2 separate regions of the Homo sapiens genome follow, and region 1 is linked to region 2. Evidence: read pairs that join two places in POLR2A ChIA-PET (ENCODE). Cell type or tissue: HepG2. All regions are shown on one strand.

Region 1 (2,500 bases), 190 kb before region 2:
CAGGGTAGGCTTTTTTTTTCTAATTGCTTAAAGATATGAACCTTACCCTTAAGAAGGGGAAGTGGAATGAACCATATGAGTCAGTCAAAGATAGTCCACAGGAGGCCAGTCCGACCAAATCACATGTTAGACATACACTCTTGGAAACTGAAGAAAGCACGGAGAAAGCCATGACCTATTTTTTATTTTGTTGGAACTTGAAAGTTTTTTTTTAAATGAAAGTACTAAAGAACTCCAAAAATACATAGTAATGATAAAACAATCATATATCTATTATCAGGAAGCATAAAAATCATACAATAATCTAGTCCAGAGAGCATCATTACTTTGTCATCATTACTAAGTATTCCTTTTATAAGTAAATGTCAGTTCCTGCAACATTAGATAATTGTAGTTTAGAAATGAGTAATCTAATTTATTGGCCATGGCAGAGATTCAGCTCTTTGAAAAAGCATAGTCATTTTTAACCTTCTCATTGTTTATTGTTATGCATCTGACAATGGGATTTAATTTTTAGATATTTAAGCCTTTTCCTTATGCAACAATACCCCAAAGGCAGTCATTTCTGATGGTATTTGGAATCCCAAATCTTAATTCTTTTCCAGGAACAATGGAAATAAACAACCGATTTTAGGTGTTTCCCTATTTCCTTATTAAATAAAACCTTTTCACTTTGGCAGGCCTGCACTCTCTCTGTGAATGCTGGTTTATTTCCCCATTAATTGTCTTTCTAATTTTAATTAAACAGCCTTAAAGTGGCAGCAAAAGACACCTTTAATGTTTGTTAGTTCTGTTACTCTAGAAAGAAAAGAAGGTTTAATGTATTGCTTTAAATTCAACACACACACATACTTCTGATTGGGTAACACTAGGCTTTAAAGTACTTAAACCGAAAAGTAATTTCAAAATAAACATTCCTTTACTCTTTGGACTATTTGAAAATAAGCTGCCAGCATGACTGCCAAATGTCCCCTCTGAGTCTACATGTACATAAAAATATTTACCAAACCGTTGAGTCCACATCTCTATGAGGACAACATGCCATTTCTGATATGAGCTCTGGGGACTTAATGGCAGATATTTAGTTCTCAGCTGTCTTTAGCACATCCAATCCAATATAGTTGCGTATTACTTCTGTCTTTGGAGACAACCTAAATGATCTTACATTGTTAGAAATCTGTATCATTTAGATAAATAAATTTCAGATGTCACCTTTTTTCTTGGTGCCATTATGGTTATTTATAGTCCCAAATGAATTGTTGCAAATATACATTATAACTTTTATAATACATAAATTACAGTACATACATCTCTAAACTGGCTTGAGGTTAATTTTTAAATTGAATCTAGCAATGTGTGAATTTTCAAAATAGATTTAATGTTTTACATGAAAATTTGTTTAACTGCTAAGTTCATTTTTAATTCATTAGTGTGCTTGATATACTATCTTTAGAGGCAATTATTTTAACGACAAATTACATTAAATCAACAAATAATTTTTTTAAGCATCAGGGATTTCCTCTTTAACACTTTTATTGATTTATAATTAAGCCTATCAAAAAGACATTTGTTAAATGAGACTACAAGAACTCACAGATCCCATTTCTGAGTATAACATATTCATTTCATATTGACCTGCTTTCTTGTTCTCAAAAATTGTTTTTGCCCAACTTTGCTTAGAGGATTGCTTTTTATCACAAGCTATACTTAGGCTGTCATATTGAAAGAATATTTTAAATGCCACATTTAAAGTGACAAAGTTGGCAAGCCCAGAAAGAAACAATAGTGCTAAGAGCAAACAGATGTCTGTATCTGGGTGAGAGCTTTTCTCTCTAGAGGCAAATAAAATAGATAATAACCCTAAGTTGCCAGAATTTGACATGGTGAGCCAAAACCTATCAGGAGACAGTGAAATTAATTTATACAAGTCAGAAAGTAGTTTTTGAATGTATGGCAAACGCTTTGGTTTTGACTTTAAATGCCTATTCTGATCACTTTCAGATTGTTTCTGGCACACTCTAGATAGAAATTGTTCCAGCTAATCAGACCATTAGCAACTGGGTCAACCTTCTGAATCATACATCTTTGGAACTGCTTGTATTCATTTAGTTTGTCACATGCATTCTGTTTGTGATTTATTGAGCATTTTTTTGGTAAGAGCTCGATAGTTTTTAAGAGGCACTGTGTCATTTCTCAAAAGAATTATACTTCATGAGCACTAGCACAAGCTTCCCCAATTATGTGCTTTTAGCATATCCCCAAATTGGACTCTGACTGCATTTTTTTTTTCAGCAAAAGTACATACTTCATTTTTTTTTTTTTTTTTTTTTTTTTAGACGGAGTATCCCTCTATTGCCCAGGCTGGAGTGTAGTGGCTCAATCTTGGCTCACTGCAACCTCTACCTCCTGGGTTCAAGCGCTTCTCCTGCCTCAGCCTTCCTAGTAGCTGGGACTACAGGCACATGTCACCATGTCCAACTAGTTGTTTTTTGTTTTTTTG
Region 2 (2,500 bases):
TAGCTTAGCACCAATTATTAGGGCGAAATCTCAGACCCATCCCAGTTCTCGTTGGATAAAATAGATAATAAATATTAGTTCTGTTTCCAGGGTGAAAATTATGCTCAGGGAAGTAGTCCGAGTCACCTAAAATCACATAACTTATGAAATTTCTTCTCACCCTCATCCAGCATACATTGCCCCACCCATAGTTGCTTCTGTGGAACCAGAAAATAGTTTTGGTGAAAGTTGTGGAAAGTGGCTATTTGTCTTAGAAGCAGGTCCTGATACTAGGATGAGGCAAAACTGTCTCTCAAGGTGCAAAATGTATCCAGGCACTCAAACTCAGATGCTCAGCCTGCACTTACATGAGGCTGAGAACAAATGCCTCCTTAAATACTATGCCCTACGACATTATGCCAGGAGAAATAAAGCAGCCACAGAAGGACAAATACTGCATGATTCCATTTATATGAGGTATCTGAAACAGCCAAACTCATAGAGGCTGAGAGTAGAATGGTGGCTGTCAGGGGCTGAGGATTAGGGGAAAGAAGAGTTGTTGTTCAACAGATACAAAGTTTCAGTTACGCAAGATGAAAACTTCTAGAGATATGCCGTCCAACGTTGTGCCTATGATTAACAATATTGTATCATACACTTAAAAATTAAGAGGGTAGATCTCAGGTTAAGTGCTTTTACCACTACTATCAGACACACACACACACACACACACACACACACACACACACACAGGCTGACAGCCTCACTTAATCCTGGCCCTGCTTAGGAGTCTTCCAATCCAGTACTTTTTATGTCTTTAGATGGATTTCCTTCTCACCTACAAATATCCTTACGTTTTCCAACCCCACCATATCTGTCCTCAAAATCTGTAATTTGAAACAAATCTAAAACATATTCACCCAGTATAAAATAACTGCCAACCACTTAACACTATACTCCCAGCACTGTTCAATACTGAAAGTAAGCTTTTGCCAAAGAAGGAGCAGTAAGAGTAGAATCTCAAGGATTCTAACTAGAATTCTACGCTTCATGTGAAATACCTGAAAGAGAATTTATGGTTGGGAGGGACACTGATAAAATACTTTTATGACACATAAAAATCAGACCACTCCATATTACCAGATACCAATACCATGTTTATCCCTTAAATCTAGAATCCAATATATCAAGGTTATTAATAGCAAAAAGAATTTTTTAAAGAAATCTTAACAATTAATTTCAGAAGCAGAGATGACCTTATTTGTCCTTTTAAAAATGGATACAAGTGAAGGTTGAAAAGGCACTTCTATTCACAGTCATTCTCCCTTTGGTCCAGCCACGGGAAGAAATGAAAGGATTCTCCATCAGCCAGATGGTGTGAGCGAGAAGTCAAGTGAAGACAAACCTTCGATTCTCCCTCTGCCTGGAAGCTGCTGGCATCTCCGTCCAAGTGCTGAACAAATGGGACTTTGTGTGCTCTCATGAGCGATCTCTTTGATGTTCTGGCATCCCGATTGGCAGCTTTTCATATCTGGCCATCTTAGAGCAGGGGAGATTGAGAAACAGAGAGAGGAAGAACCAGGGAAAGAAGTCTGGCTCCAAGCCCAGTGGGTAAACATGCTGGCTGCCTTCTCACACAGATTACTTTTCAAAAATGAAAAGGGAGTGTCCAGCTTCGTTTGGAATAAAGATGAGGAAATGACTCTCAGCTGTCCACACACAACAAAACAACCAACCACTACAGAGTAGGGGAGCCTTCCATCCAAGGTAGACCAGATGGGATTTGTCTCCCAGACCCAGAATATATGTTCCCCTTCAAGAATGTTTATACTGATAGTATCCTGAGGTTGGGGACATTTTAATGAGATCCATAGTCCTTACTTTCTGCAAAGAATACACAGTCACAAACTTTCCTTCAGGACAAGAGCAGCTTTGCTTTCCTGAGTGCTTTCTAAATCTAATTATATAGATGGAGGCTGTGTGGCCTTTTGTTTTGAGTTCAGAATTATGGGTTTGAAAGTCTGAGGTCCAATTGTAGTTTTATACCTAACTTCTTGTGTGGCCCTTCACAAGCAATTATTTCCTGTCTTATTTTTCTGAACTGTTGATGGGATTAAGCTGGTAATAGTGGAGGGGGAAGGGGTTTATATCTAGTTTTAAATTCTTAGAATTGATTTCAAGACAACAAATTATCAAGCATCTACTCTCAACTTAGTAGTGGGCTAATAGAAAGAAGAAAAATATATAGAAGAAAACTATAGGGACTCTGTATTCAAGAACCTTGTAAATGACTTGACAAAACTTAAGTATCATACATAAGCAAGGCAGTATCCAGTCCAATATATATAATTGGATAACATTAGCTATAAATACTGTAATAATTAGAAAAAAATTAACACATTACTATTAGTGGGGTTATTTGGCATAGGTTTATAAAACAGAATAAATTTCAGATTAACTGTAAGAAGAAAGAAATAATGTATTGACTTGTAAAGAGGAGAGGCAGTCAAAAAAAATCATT

What was found. ChIA-PET counts read pairs that join two places held together with the same protein. Peaks named below come from ENCODE experiments on the same cell type or tissue, not always from the same donor. Only the 100,000 strongest peaks of a DNase experiment are listed, where the experiment ranks them.
Region 1: POLR2A ChIA-PET joins it to region 2 with 5 read pairs; 2 of 35 experiments call an interaction of 5 or more read pairs at or near these places.

What each region holds. Positions count from the first base shown.
Region 1 is chr7:17,183,442-17,185,941 of GRCh38, reverse strand. All of the region lies in intron 1 of LOC107986772 (a long non-coding RNA gene), which reads right to left. The region is part of intron 6 of LOC101927609 (a long non-coding RNA gene); the gene reads left to right. Among named protein-coding and RNA genes, the nearest start is that of AHR, 110 kb to the left of the region's middle. RefSeq lists an enhancer at 1-20. In HepG2, no CTCF peak of the experiment used is centred here; a DNase peak (open chromatin) is centred at 961.
Region 2 is chr7:16,989,163-16,991,662 of GRCh38, reverse strand. LOC105375170 (a long non-coding RNA gene) reads right to left here and starts at 1,445. Exons shown (of 3, transcript XR_927067.3): 1 at 1,236-1,445. It overlaps LOC124901595 (a long non-coding RNA gene), which reads left to right. Exons shown (of 4, transcript XR_007060239.1): 4 at 1,316-1,396. In HepG2, no CTCF peak of the experiment used is centred here; DNase peaks (open chromatin) are centred at 522 and 1,512; H3K4me3 peaks cover 586 bases.